3 separate regions of the Mus musculus genome follow, and all the other regions are linked to region 1. A link is a loop called in an ENCODE intact Hi-C map of the cell type or tissue named here. Cell type or tissue: left cerebral cortex. All regions are shown on one strand.

What was found. Hi-C counts contacts between places; a loop is a spot of excess contacts. Peaks named below come from ENCODE experiments on the same cell type or tissue, not always from the same donor. Only the 100,000 strongest peaks of a DNase experiment are listed, where the experiment ranks them.
Region 2: it touches region 1 in a loop (5-fold over the local background); 4 of 42 quality-filtered maps call a loop at or near these places.
Region 3: a loop joins it to region 1, with 3 times the contacts of the local background. A loop is called at or near these places in 2 of 42 quality-filtered maps.

What each region holds. Positions count from the first base shown.
Region 1 is chr5:149,333,233-149,338,232 of GRCm38, reverse strand. No RefSeq gene overlaps it. Among named protein-coding and RNA genes, the nearest start is that of Gm35704, 12 kb to the left of the region's middle. In left cerebral cortex, CTCF peaks have their summits at 2,160 (motif pointing right) and 2,855 (motif pointing left); DNase peaks (open chromatin) are centred at 2,195, 3,052, 3,688, 4,876 and 2 more places; H3K4me3 peaks cover 1,007 bases; H3K27ac peaks cover 3,779 bases.
Region 2 is chr5:149,182,258-149,187,257 of GRCm38, reverse strand. Uspl1 (ubiquitin specific peptidase like 1) reads right to left here and starts at 2,698. Exons shown (of 9, transcript NM_001115149.1): 1 at 2,452-2,698. In left cerebral cortex, no CTCF peak of the experiment used is centred here; DNase peaks (open chromatin) are centred at 2,261 and 2,786; H3K4me3 peaks cover 2,668 bases; H3K27ac peaks cover 1,941 bases.
Region 3 is chr5:149,226,153-149,231,152 of GRCm38, reverse strand. It overlaps 2310047D07Rik (a long non-coding RNA gene), which reads right to left and starts at 2,165. Exons shown (of 2, transcript XR_003956021.1): 1 at 1,842-2,165. It overlaps n-TNgtt14 (a tRNA gene), which reads left to right and starts at 2,079; the gene lies at 2,079-2,152. In left cerebral cortex, CTCF peaks have their summits at 1,788 and 1,995; a DNase peak (open chromatin) is centred at 2,015; H3K4me3 peaks cover 1,097 bases; H3K27ac peaks cover 384 bases.

The DNA of each region.
Region 1 (5,000 bases):
CCCTGGCAGGACTGCGCAGGCCCAACAGGCTGCCAGCCACAACCCCACCCCTCACCCTCAGCAAAGAGAACAGCAGCAGCCTGCCTCACCAGAAGGGTTTGGGCTGAGCTGGCAAGGCAGCGACAAGCAAAAAAGTCTCACGGGTTTTCCATGGCGCCACAAACTGGATACAGGGCTCCTGTCTAAAGCCGGATGAGGCTTCATCCATTGAGCTGCTGGTCCGTGCAGCAGTTTATTTAAAGAAGCCACATAGAGTCCAGGTCCGGGTGAGTGGATTTTGGCTTGCCAGCAAAACCGGAGACAATATCAGCTCATGTAAACCCTCTGTGTCCTGGTAAGATAGAGTGGATCTCTTTCACACTCAACTAAAGAAACCGAAGCTCGTGTGAGATCGCACCGATAACAGAAAGAGATTCTGGGGATGAACCCTGAGCGCTCCCACGCTGCCTCGGCCATTTCCGAGCACAGACACAGATCTTCCTGCTGTCCTGCCTGGGATCATAGCCCCAGTTCTGCCTCCTTGTTGTTGTGTAACTCTGTAGGGTGGCTAAATACGTCTGTGCATCATTTCCTATGAGAATAAACATAATACCTAGGGTGTGAAGTTGTCTGTGGATTAAATCAGTCTGCATTCATGAAGGTTGGGGAATGTCACCATATGCCCTTAATCTTGCTTCTCTTTTCTGCATAACTAAGTTTTGCCAGCTCTGGTCTCTACACGTCTAACCCTTATAAGCCAATTCAGGCTATTTTAGCACTAAAGAATTTCCACAGCAGAGAGGCTGTCTGCTTTCTCCCAGTTGGACATGGTTAGGCGATGCCCACATTCAAAGCCACTCCCCGCAGAGGGGTCGGAATGACTGTGGGAGCCGTGACAGTCTCCAGGTGACACGGTACCCTCTAGCCTCTGCCAGATGGGTGGTGGGAGACACCCCCGCTACTGATACCCCCAGGGTGACCAACACAGAGTTGCCCCATCCTCCAAGCGTCCACTGTGCCACGGTGATGTGGTGTCTAGCAGGCAGCCTGCACATAGCACCTTCCAGCATACTGAACGGAGCCAGCAATTGGGTTTCCTTGAGCAGTCATGAATTCATGAGATGCTGGGATGGAGGACAGATTTGAAGTAGAGGTTAATGGAGACCCCTATCCCCAATTCTCAAATCTCTGTTGCTATCCATCATCTACCTCCTCACACCTATACCCGGAGACTCTATACTCCTCGCCTCTCTCTAGTCAGAGGGTCTAACCTGACAGAAAGGCTTCATGGGGCAGCCATGAAGCCCGCACTCTTGTGATATGATATGTATGGAAAGACACCCCCACCCATTACCACACCTTGATAGCTGGTCCCCAGCTGGCTAGCTGGTTCCCGCTGCTAACTATGTCACATTGAGATCTCCTGGGGAGACTCTAAGATGGCAGGAGAGGCACGTGGCTGAGTAACTTCCCTGGAGGACAGAGGAGAAGCTAGCCACCCAATCCAGGATCTCAGAAGCACACACACCACCCATCAAAGGTCCCTGTGATGAGCAGACATCCTGAGCCCTGAGGCCTCTCCCTCCTCTGAGGATAGCCGAGTCCTATCTGGCTACTTATACTGGATAACTACTATGGGTACTTCCTAGATTGAACCCTGAGACTTCCTCAGACTGAGGAACCACATCTAGCTCAATGTCTTGTTACTGGGCATCGTGTACTTCCCGAAATGGGAATCCTGTGCCCAAAGCAAGGCCTGGGCAGCCACCACCCACCTCCGCAGATCAGTCCTCCCACTCCCTGCTCAGAAAAGGTGCCCTTATCCATGTTAGCGGGTCCTCTACTTGATAGGGAAAAGATCATGACAGGAGCCTGCAGAGCAGAAGTGGACTGTAGGCAAAGCAGCATCAAGGGGATCGAGGCCAGAAGAGGCAACGCAGGGACTATGAGATCATGAGGACACCACATGGCAGTTTGTAACCTACCAATTACCTGAGTTTCTTGCCTAAATGTGCCTCATTCACATAGACCCTAAAAACCATCCTCACAGAACGATTAGTCGGGCTGGACACAGAGAACAGAGATGCCCCAGCTCCCTAATTAACCTTTTTGCTCCAGTACTGGACATGCCCTCAGGTCATTAGAGCGGCAAGAGAGCCGCATGTGGGTATTCTGGGAGTGGCCACTAGATGGCGCATCCGCCCTGCCAACCCCGGAGCACTGTGTGATGGAGCCTTACCCTTTAATGAGCAAGCTGCTCCCTAAGGACCTCAAGGCAGGGAAAGCCGCAGCCTCCCACCAAATGTTTCAGGTTTGCTTATCCTCAAGCGTGAGAACATTTCCCCAGCACCACCTGGCAAAGTAAGAGCCAGCCGGATACAGAGGGACTTTGGCACACAGATAAACCACCCACCCTGCTGCCCTCCCGGCTATATGTGGATCTTGCTATGGGTCTCAAGTTTACGTAGATCAGAGATGCTGGAGGTTTAAGCAGGAGTGGTGTGAAGGGCTAGGGCGATGCTCGGCGGTAGTGAGTATCCCGCCTGGTCCTGGGTGTGCTGCCCCCAGAACCGACAAGAAGAAAGGAGATGCCATCGCTATGCCGCTACTCAGCACATGGCCAGCCAAACTCCTCCGGTGGTGGCTTCGTTTCTCAGTCTCACATGGAGGCTCACACTTGTCAAAATGTGAGTTATGTGAACAGAATAAAAAGGGAGAGAGACAGCTCTTCTTTTCTTGGTCCATAAAGCAGATTCTGAAAGGTTTGCACCTCCTCCATAGGACCCAAGTTCAATTCCCATCACCGGCATGTTAGCTCAAAACCATCTGTAACTACAGTCCCAGGAGATCTAGTGCCTTCTTCTGGCCTCTGTGGACACTGCACGTAGGCGGTGCAGACACCATACACCACATCCGCAGGCCAAACATCCACACGCATAAAATAAGACAATAAAGTAAAAATAGAACCATGTGCCTTATACAGGGTGTTCGGGAACAGACTGAGCTGGGCCCACGGTTGTATCTCAGAGCTACGGGAGGCCGCAGCAGATGCAGGATGCTATTAGGATTGTGGCTTTCCTACGTTACACAGATGGTGGAGGGGGCCTGCAGGAGAGAGGCCTGTTTCCTGGCCTCCAAAAATACTGCTCTCCTGAGCAACCGATCTCCCTTTATATCACTTGCTCATCCGTTTCCCTTGTTCCGATAGCTCCCAGGGCTGGTGGCCCACTGGAAGGACATGTCTGAGTCCACACGTGGATCTTCCATTACCGGTACCCCCTCCCGGCTCCTGCTGTGAAACACAGGCCCTTCCTTTTTACTGTACTTTCAACTTCTGTTGTGCGTCCCTTTAATAAGCTACCTCAAGTCCTTTCCAGAACAGAACAGAACATACACAAAGCAAAAGAGGCTCTGGAGACCTTTTCTCTGTGTCCTTAGGTTACCTCCCCAGGAAAAAAATTTCTAAATTTTCTGCCAGACTTCCCAAGCGGTGACATTTTCTATAACGCCTCTCCTAAGAGTTGCCGCTCATTTGGGCGGCTCCGAGTGGTGAGGTCTTCTACACAGTTTGAATTTTGCGTGTGATACACAGAGCCCTCATTTCCTGATTTTCAAAAGGCAGGATGTGTCTTCTAATTTCCCTCGGAGGATTTAGGTAGCTGGCTGGGGAGAAGAGATTCACACGTTTAAATTTGGTGCATCGGGAGGTTTAAGTAGCCGTGTGACAGTTTGGATCTTAATTGACTCACAAAAACTCTTATGTAAAAGGCATGGCTGCTAGGCTTGGGTCTGTCTGTGGAGAGATGCTGATCTACTGAGTCTGGTGGGAGGAAGTGAGGTCACCGGAGGTGTGTCCTAGAGCAGAAGACTGAGGCTGCAGCCACTCCCAACCCTCTCTTCTTTCCTTCCTGGCTACAGTAGGCAGCCTTCTCTCTCTCTCTCTCTCTCTCTCTCTCTCTCTCTCTCTCTCTCTCTCTCTCTCTCTCTCTCTCTGGAGCTAAGAGTTCTACATCTTGAGCCAAAGGCGGTCAGATCCCATACTGGGCAGAGCCTGAGTAAAGGAGACCTCAAAGCCCGCCTACACAGTGATGTACCTCCTCCAACAAGGCCACACCTCTTCCAATAAGGCCACACCTCCTAATAGGGCCACTCCCCATGGCCAAGTGTCCAAACACATGACTATAGGGGTCAAACCTATTCAAACCACCACACTCATGTATCCCTGCCCCACTCCCTGTGTTTTTTCAAATATTAAGCTGTTGCTTCAAACACTAAGATAGACCTAAATTCCTGCAGACTTCCTAAATGGGCTAGAGAGAGATGGCTTAGCAGTTAAAAGCACTGGGTGCTCTTTGCAGAGGACCAGGGTTCAGTTCCTGGTACCCACATGGCCGTTCAATCATCCATAACACCAGTTCCAGAGGCCACTTTTGAACTCTGAGAGCTTCAGGCATGCACGTGGTACTGAAGAGGTCAGCTCAGAAACTTTGGAAAATTCCACCTGCCCCCTCTCCTCCTGGAAGAGAACCCCTTCAGAAGGGGACAAGATGTGCACAGTCGATACTTCTCCTTCAGGTGTAGAACGACCCCAACACTTTGGAAAAATAAATTCCTCTTGCTTTTTGCATCGATTCCCGGTGGTTTCATGTTGTTCACTCAGGGAGTCCCTGGTAAGCTAAGGCTCGCCAGAGTCTTACACTACCTATAAATACGCACTCAAGAGCAAAAAAAAAGAGGAAGAAAATCTTTCAACTCCTGAATTCCAAAGATTCGGCCTCAAAATCCAGACATGGCCTTTTGCCAGTACTGTTTGTTGAATGACTACATGAGTTAGTTGAGCCAACACAAATGCTGGGAAGGATGAATAGAGCCATTGAGTCAGCCAGTGTCTGTTCCAAAGCTATGTCCCCAAGCAGAAGTGACCAACTATCAAAGAGACGAGGATTTGTAGAATGGAAGCTGGAGTCTTCCCAGGGAACAAAGGATTGGGTAAGTACTGGCTGATCTCTGGGGAAATGGCA
Region 2 (5,000 bases), 150 kb after region 1:
AATATTATGTTCTTTATAAATAATCTGTATCAGAACAATAGTATAAGTATTTCTGTAAGACAAATAAATTTCACATGCATGCCTTGAGTGTATTTCCACAGAGCAGACCTATTTCCAAGATCGGAGAGCAAAAAATCATGAGACACAGCTCAATACAAGGGAAAAAAATGGACTTAAATTACAACAAAAGCAGACCTAAAAGACGTTTAAGCAAAGGTAAATTATCATGTAGCTAAGGAGTTGAAACTTCAAGCATAAGTCTTTCCAAAACCTATGGATCTGTAATTCTAGAACAACCACCTTCTGGCTCACAGATCCACTTTTAAAAACTTGTTATGTACTGGGTGAGTGTGGTCCATGTCTTTAACCCTAGCCACTAGGGAGCAAAGGCAGACATCTCGGTGAATTTGAGGCCACCTAGTCTACAGAGAAATCTGCCTCGAAAAACAAAACAAAAAACTAGTTATGCTTTTCTGTCCTGGCTGAAAAGTCTGAAAAGCCTTTCCTGTGAAGAAAACATAGTAATTCCAAAAATATACACACAGTTTGAAAGACATCTGTGCCCACTCAGGAGGAGGACGCAGGTACAAGTTAAGGCCAGCCTCAGCTACAAAGGAACTCAAAGTCTACCTGGGCTGAGAGAGACAGAGAGTCAGAGAGAGAGACAGACACACAAAGAGAGGTCAGTATTAGTGAATCTCAATTTCCAGAAGCTGGAAAAGTAATCACAACTGTTAGCTGGTTCTACTTATAACCTAGAGAATTACAGGGCACAGGAAAGTCAATGTGCTTAAGTGGTAAAAGCCTAGGCTACACACCTGGATTTGTTCTAAGAACAAAATGAAGTTGCGCTGACAAGATACTAACACCTAAGTTACAGTTACCATCTGGTCTACTTTGCTCTGAGGGAAAGAGATGTGTTGCTTCTGTCATTCTGCATTCATTCTCAGAAGAGAAACCTGCAGACTCCTAAAAAGGGTGTTGAGAAAACTTTTTATCTGCCTGAGGGTCTAGGTAACTGTGTGGAATAAGGTTCTTTCTCAATATGGAGGTAAAAATGAGAAACCTTCAAGTCTGCTTTCCTGTCAATAAAGAAGTCAAGGCATATTCGAGCATGGTGGTTGATGCACGCCTTTAAGCCTTTTAATTCCATTGCACAGATCTCTCTCAATAGAACTACTGCAGATTTCTGTGAGTTTCAAGCCAGCCTGTTTCACACAGTGAATTCCAAGCCAGGAAGGTTTATATAGTGAGACCCTGTCTATGGAAGGAAGGAAAGGAGAGGGAGGGAAGGAGAGAAGGAGGGAGGAGACCCATTAAGATGGTAGTAGAAACACTAAACAATATTAAGAAATTCCCCCTCCCCAAAGAATATTCAAGTTTTAAAATACCAGAAGTAGACTCTTGGGGTTTTTCAAGCACTGTATTATACACAAAACCCCGGGGTGGGTCTCAAATTTCAATTTGTCTAGGAATAAATTACCTTCATTATCTTTTCTCCAAGTGTAACTGCTAGCTCCTCCCTGTACAGTATCTAAATTTTGGCATCTTTTGGGTTTCCAAATACAGACTAGAAAGTTTGTGCCGTCTACTCACTCTCATCTCCCATGTTTGCACAGTAGGCGCCATCTAAACTCGTGAACGAGGCTTTGGAAATGTTTCGAACTTGTCTCTCTTTCCATTCATATCACTGTCAAAATGACAGCTCCGCTTCAAACCACCTATTTAATCCAATCTGATTGTAGGAAGTCCGCCCAAACAGCTCAGTACATCCTAAAGATTATGACATGAGCTTATTTCAAGGAGAACAACCAAGGTTTTCCAGTGTTCATCTCCGGCACTTTTCCTCTTACCTACGCCCACCACCGAGCCCCCACCTTCAACGTAGGTAAGTCGCATTCCGGAGACCTTAATGGGAGATATCAGCCCAGAATAGATCCATTTAGCAGCCAATCACGAGAGGGATTTAAATTTAATTCACTGCATGTGTAGAAACTATTACAGGTATTCAAAGGGCCTGGAACCCTTCGGAGCTTTATCTCTCGGCTCTGCATATGAATTTTCAAGGCCAGCAGACTTAAGCCCCAGCGAAGGGATAGGCTTTACAGAGCCCAATACTGCTTGGTACCCAGTCCAGCTTCCCGAATTTGAGACGGATGGGTCCACGCGAACTGAGCTTCAAAAGCCTACCAAGGAAGTCCAAGAGGCGCGGCGTTCCGTTACCCAGCCCATCTCCACGCTCTTCGTGGGGCGGGCACAAACTCTGGTTTCTCTTCAGCGTTTACCTCTTTGAGCCTAACCGGAACCTGAAGACCCAGCCTGCACCTCCATCCTCCACCTTGCCCACCACAACCTCGTTCCTACCCCATCTTTTCAGCGCGCCAACGACCCACCCCGGGCACTCCAGCCGTCCCAATTTCTACTTCCCGAGGGAACTACTGTCTTCCTTACCCTCCCGAAGTACGCTCCTTCTTCGCATACAGTGGACCCGAACTCCTCTTCCAGCTTGAGGTCCCCACCATCTAACCGTAACGTTCAACCCACGTTCCCTCGGACGGCTCCTCCCCCACAGCCCTCTCCGCCAGGAAAGCAACTTCCGCCTGCGAGTCCGCCGCCCAAGAGCTACCCCACAAACACTTTCCTGCGGCAGGCAGCCCTGCTTGAGAGCACGCGGGCAGGGCCGGGGAAGGGGAAGACCAGAGCACTTCCGGCAGGGCTCCGCAGAGGCGTGGCTTGCCCGCCCAGCAGGCGCAGGCGCAGTGGGAACTGCGGCGACAGGGCGGGGCCCCTCGCTACAGAGCCTGCAAAGTGTGAGTCGGGAGGACGGGGGAGGGGGAGGGGGAGGGAGCTGGAGGGGGTGGGGCAGGCTTGGTTCTGGAAGCTGCTGGAAAGCGCTGGAGTGGCGGAGGTGACGCCAGAGGCTAGGGGGCGGGGCGTGATTAAAATTAGTGCGCGGCCTTCAGCGGAGGGATTACGCGGCAGAGGAAGGAGAGGTCGCTGGGCGGCTGCCTGCCTGGCGCGCAGGCGCAGTGATGGGCCTCCCTGGCGGGCCGTCATGGCGGACGCCACGACGGGCTCCCATAGTTGGTTCTTTTCGGCCCGCGCGCCACCACCCTACGTGTTCACAAACGGTTACCACACACGGAGCTGCCCCTCCCTTCTTCCCCAAACCCATCCTTGGAGGCCACTTTTTCTTTCTTCCCTCTCTGATCTGCTCACGGTAAGGGGGGTAGCGAAAGACGAGCACTTGACCCGGGGTGGCACTGAGCAGCCGACCCGCGCATCTCAGCAGCCGCCCTGCCTCCTTGAACTTCAGAGAGGGGAGAGCTCAGTTGCTAAGTTTTAAGAACTGCCTTCGTAGAAAGGTCATGTGGTGTCAGGGAGGTCATGACTGATCGCGTCCATGAGGACATCCTATTCTTGGAGTCCTTTGCATAGACTGTTTCCGTGGCCTGGGACTACAATTTGGGATTTTTTCTGGACCTTACAGGAATCATGACTGGCATTTTGGATTGCGGTCCTGTAGGGTTTCATTAGTGGTCTTAAACGACCATGTTCTGGCAGAATACTGATAATTTTGGTAGCGTGCAATGGGGGAAACAAGTCCGCTGTAGGAAGAAATTATTCAATAAAAGAATTTCAGTTTGTGGTACTTAGGAATGGAAATCGCTGAGCGTTCCAACAGAGACTTTGTTAGGGTTTTTTTTCTCCTCTCTCATGACGAAAATAGACTGGTTAGGTTTTGCTTTTTTTTAATTTTATTTATCTTTGCATTTACACTACATACTGTACTGGTATATTTGTTGTAAGATCAAACAAGTAAGATTTCTTTTTGTATGGATTATGAGGTTTTTGAGAAAGTATTTCTTCCTGAGAGAGTAGCCAAGATTAATAGGATTGTTTTCTTATTCAACATGCTATTTCCATTTTTAGAGTGGAGTACACTTCCCCTCCCAATAAACACTTGCTGAATGTCAGCTCATAAATTGAATGATCTAGTTGGTTCAGTTAAAATGTAACCCGACTTTTGAGGTGTAAAGCAACATCCACAAACAACTAGAATAAAAATAAAAATGGATTATTGCTGTCTTTAATGAAAAATTTATTAAAACAAAATTTTTGGCCAGAAAAACTTAATAGTGACAAACAAAATGAAGATGGAATATGGCGGGTCGGGGAGGGGGGGGGAGAAAATTCCCAATTTACTTCAGGTTAATAATAGTCCCCAGCTGAGAAGATACCATGTACTTCTGTGTATTCTTTCCACAGTATGCAGAGTGCCTGTTTTTATATACATTGGTCCCATAGAGAGTATAGTTAACCTCAGTAAACTAAAGTAGGTTTATCTATTTCCACTTAGAAATTCATATTCAATAAATGGAAGCTTTTATTTAACTAATAATTAATTAAGCTGCAATAGGAATACAGTGCTCTGCAGATCATTTTGTGAGCTCTTGTTCTTTTTTTCTGTTGTATTCCTTAACTGAAAACAAACCTTTAGCACCAACCTGGGATATAAATGCTACCTCTAAGCCAGGTATGGTGGACACCTCTGTAAGCCCAGCACTCAGGAGGACCTTGGGTGGAAGCCAGCTTGGGCTATATAACAAATGAGTGCTTAGAGTTGAGACTTGTCCTAAAATCAAACCCTGCGGTGGTTGTGTATTCTGGTCTCATTGACAATTTACTGGACTGCAGAAACGACTTCCATCAGTAAGTTATTCTCCCTGCAGTAATGAGGGCCTGAACTGGAAGCCCCAGCACTTTGATAAAGCTTGGCCCAACTGTATGCATCTGTTATCCCAGGCTGGGGGAGGTGCAGATCTGTGGATCCCAGGGGCTCACTAGCCACTCAGCCTGGCTGAATCTGTGAGCCCCAGATTCAGTTAGAGACCCTGTCTCAAAAAGTAAGCCGAGAGAAAGGAAGACCGTTAGCATCCACCTCTGTCCTTCACCTGTGCACCATGTACCCGGGCAGCCTGACTTTCCAGAGTACAGTC
Region 3 (5,000 bases), 110 kb after region 1:
CATTTGCATGTCTCACATCTGATTGGTTATACTCTCAAAGCCTTATTATCATGCCCCGGCCAGGCAGTGTCTTTGCAAAAAACTTTACTGCATATGTTCACATTGGTTGTTGGTCCAAACTTATGCGTGGTGGCCAGCAGTAGTCAGTGCCACTCTGCAACGGCACATGCGGCTTCCCACAGGCAGGAAATTTAGGAGGTGTTACATCCGGGAGGCACACTAAAGAGTTGCCTGGGAAGATGTGATGAGATAGACACATGGTACCTGAGCATAGGTAACCAGCCACATGGCAGAATGTAGGTTAAAATAATTGGGTTATTTTAGTTATGATTCTAGTAGAGCACATAGAAGAAAAATAAGAGAATTCTACAATTCAAAAGAAGGGTCCGGAAAAGAGGCGTTACTAGTAGAAGGGTAATGTAAAACACTTCCATTAGGATGGTTGTCAGTTTTAAAAACGTGAAGATACTGGAAACTTGTGAGAATATACAATCAGGCAGACACAGATCTTCAACTTCTGGATTCAACAAAATTAAGAGACTCAAATAGATGTCAGTACAGCCTTCTTCCTAGAAGTCAGCCACGGAGAGCTGAAGGACCAACAAAGTGTAGCACAGATATGTAGCTAACTAGTACTCAGCATAGAAGAGCCGGAAATCAGGGTTAGCGCTACTGTACGGATACGGATACGTCATCAGGACATCACTGAGACCAGCCAGTCACAAATGGGCAAAGACTGGGTAATTCCACCTAGGGGAGTTACTTAAGAATAATTAAATTAGTAAAGATAGAAGAGAGAATGAGGCTTATTAGAAAAAGAAAGGGGAGGTGGGAGTTGTTTAATAGATGGGAGTATTGGTAACATATAAGTGCACTTAATTCCGTTTGAACCGTAAGCTTTAAAGGGGTTAAAATGGAGCTGGAGCGATGGATAGGTGGTTGAGAGCTCCTCTCTTGCACAGGACCCGCGCTCAGTTCCCAGCACCCGCCTTGAGAGCCTCACAATCGCCTCCAACGCAGGCTCCAGGAGAATGCGACGCCCCGTTTGACCCCGAGGGCGCTGAACTCAGGATACACGCCAACACCCAGATACATGATTAAAATAAGTCTTTGAAATATGGCTCAATTTATACCAAGAGAGTAGCAATAGCTAAGTAGGAAGAGCCAAAGAGAGGAGGAGCAAGAGAAAGGGGGGAGGGCGGGAACGGGGACAGTATTTGGGATGTAAATATATGAAATAATTAATTTTTTTTAAAAGGAGGAAGGGTATGGAAGCTTGAAGAGCGGGACCTGAGGTCTGTGAAGTTGCCCCCTCCTCCCCTCCCGGTCTTTGGGGTGATGGGGGAAGGAGAGGTCTGACAGGGGCTCTGGCAGGTTTATCAAAGAATTATCCTTTCTCCCCCTCCCTTCTCTCTTCCTCCTTCCCTTCCCTTCTGCCCCTCCCTCTCTCTCCCTCCCCCTCCCCCTCTCTCCCTCCCCCTCCCCCTCCTCTGAGTGGGCACAATGCTACCTACCCCAACCCTCCCAAGGCAACCCCAAGTCAGTGAGTTAAATTCAGAAGTCAGGGGAAGGCCTAGACGTCACTGGCTATTTTAAAAGAGCGTTTTAATCGCCATAAATCCGATTCTGCAGTCCCCCTAAGCCATGAGTGCTCGAAGGAGGCTCCAGTCCGCTAAAGGGGTGTGAATTTATTCCCAGGAGGTGACGGGGGAGGGGCGGCGCGGTAGGTTTTTAAACGTATAAAGTATAAAATTCCCATGGCCCACACAGAGATCCACAGTTTATCAACCTCGATAAGCGGGAGGCGACGAGAACACTCAAAGGGGAGGGGCGGTAACAACCTTGAACAAGGGCAGGGCGCCCTGGCTCGGAGCCCACGCAGATTCCCGGAGCCTCACCCGGCGCCGCCCTGCTCTGCGGAGGATTTGCTGGGCTCGGCGGCTCCGCCCCTCCCCGCCCTCGCGCAGTCTCAGCCCGCAGGGCTCAGCAGGGCCTGGCGCCTCCCGGGAGTCCGAGGCGGCGACGCCCATGCTGGCCGCGGCAATGTGTACAAAGCGCACGGCCGCTCAGGCAGCTGTGTCTCTGTGGCGCAATCGGTTAGCGCGTTCGGCTGTTAACCGAAAGGTTGGTGGTTCGAGCCCACCCAGGGACGGCAGCGTTCCTTTTAGCAAAAAACATTTTTAGAAATGTTTTCTGCCATCCTGGGACGCCCAATCTGTTTGATAGCTTTCTAGGGCTCAAGCTACAAGCGGGCCTGCTGCTTCCACTAATTTTCAAGAGGGTACATGTAAGTCTGCTTTTTGAGTTTGGTCCAATTCTGCTCAGGAACAGCTAGGTGTTTTTTGCACTGGAAACCGGCAACCGGGACCACCCAGAAACAGCACCATTTGTGTGGCTCAGAAAAAAAAAATAATAATAACAAAAAATAAAAAATAAAAACAACAGCAACAACAACAAAAAAAAAAAAAACAAAAAACGACCCGCGGACCCTACTAATACAGTCTACTTCCAAATGGATGAGCAACAGATAACATTGTGGGCAGAGAGTTTGGGGACAGCAGGCCACGCTGACTTTAGCTAAGTGGCTCCCAGACTTGGGCAATGGGTTTGAATCTAACTACATTATATTTAATCTTAGACTGCTGTCAATTTCCCCCATCACATTTAACTTTATCAGAAATTGTATAAGTTCGTGTTTAAAAGTTTTAAAAGAGAGCCAGGAGTGGCGGTGATGCCTTTAATCCCAGAACCCAGAAGGCAGTAAGGCAAATAAATCATGGTGAATTCCAGGACAGCCAGGGGTACATAGAGAATTCTTGTCACAGAGGACGTTTTATGTTTTTTTCACAAAAGACTTTCCATAAAGACAGGAAGTTGTGACGTGAGGGTTTTGTGTCTGGGATCTACACCCACTCCTATAGAATACAGAGAACGGGAGTCTACAGAGTGGTTCACAACCTGTGGGTCACGACCCCACTAGGATCGTATATTAGGAATTCTGCATTAAAGATATTAATAATGATTCATAACAGGAGCAAAATGACAACTATGAATGAAATAATTTCATGGTTGGTGGTCCCCATGAAGAACTGTATTAAAGGGTCACAGCATTAGGAAGAGTGAGACCCACTGTCCTATGTTGACGTAAACACTCCCGAGCTACACTGCAAGAGCTCTCACTGCTAGCCACATCTGGCTTCTGAGTACTTGAAATGTGACTAGGACAACTGAGGGATGAGTGTCAGAGTAACGCCAGGCCCTTGATTAACATGGGGTGGAGACGGTACTGTGCGTGCATCTAGCCCCGAGCTCTATCCTAGCACTAAACAGAAACAGCAGGAACAGGGCCTTACTGGCCTAGAACTCATGGCCCGGCTGCCTCAGCCTTCTGAGTGCTGGGATTATAGGTGTGCGCTGCCGTGACCAAGAAAGACTGGATGTCAGTGAATTTAGTCAAATGCAGTTTTAGTTTTTAAATATAATGTCTAATTTTATTGCATTTTTATTGACACATATGTATGTACATGCAACCACATGCATGTGGAGGTCAGAGAAAACTTTTGGAAACTGGTTCTCTTCTGCACCCTTAGGGGTCCCAGACACTGAACTCAGGTCTGTAGGCTCTGCAGGGAGCACCTTCACCTACTGAGCCATCTCACTGGGTTAAATTTAAGCAAATTTAAGTAAATGTGAGCAAGTAAATTACAAACAATTCAGGATTAGAGGATGAAGTTCAAGACTGCTATGGGTAGGGTGTTTGTGTTCCCCCGAGTTCCTGTGTTGAATTCCTCCCCGTTGATAGTACTGGGCCCTCATGAGGGGGTATGGCCCGCACAAGAGGCCAAGGGAACTGGTTTGTCCTTTCTACCATGGGGTACAGTAGCATCAGAAGCAGATGAGACCTCACAGGGCACCAAATCTGCTGGTGTTTTTGTTTGTTTGTTTTTGTTTTTCTGACACAGGCTTTCTCTGTGTAGCCCTGGAGTCTGGGAACTCGACAGGCTACCCTGGAACTTGAATGCTTCTACTAAATACCTGCTGACTTAAAAAGCCCAAAGGAGGCTGGGACACTAGGCAGAGTAAGAGAGAATTCCCTAGAATGTTGTTAGGCGCATGCCTCTCTGAAGTCTCCATAATGCAAGGCATGAAGATTCCACACTGCTTATTGGTACATACCTCACAGGAGAAGCAAAGAAAGAGTGGTGGGCCACATGATCATGTCTACACTGTAGGGAGTTGGGTTTGTTTGTTCGTTTGTTTTGAGACAGGGTTTCTCTGTGTAACAGAGCCCTGGCTGTCCTGGAATTTGTAGACCAGCCTGGCCTCGAACTCACAGAGATCTGCTTGCCTCTGCCTTCGGAGTGCTGGGGTTAAAGGTGTGTGCCACCACACACTCAGCTTACACTGTAAATCTTACCTAGCACATCTGCTATTGTTAGAATTAGGAGGGCTTCCGTCTTGAAACTGAACATAGTGACCAGAGGGTACAAGCTCCACAGAGTGGGACCTGGATGCTGTGCCAATGATCATTTTTAGGCCTGAAGACTTCGTTCCAACACCTGAACTGAGCACACGCAACCTTGTCCTGTGTCCCTCTGTGAAAATTCCCCGCTGACTATAGGCCACTTCCAGGGGCCTTTCCCTAATATGTCCTTGCTCCCTTGACCCCATTTGTCAGAGTAACAGCTGAGCAGTCTCCTTCTATGAACTTCCGTACCACCCTGAAACCAGCAAACTGCTTGTCGCCAGCCCTGGGAAACAAAGTCACCGAGAGCAGACACGTTGTCCGTGGGACACGGGGCTGTCACAAGATCAGTACAGAAGCAATCCTGCTTTGCTCAGGGTTGGATGATGGAGATTGGCAATCAGCATGAGACCCACAGGAGAATTATTTCTAGGCTGTTGAGGAAGGAGGCAATCATCGGGGCTGGACCTGTATCTTCCTGATGGATATGGACCAAGTCTTCAAGACCAAACAGGAGGAGGAACATTTAAGACTG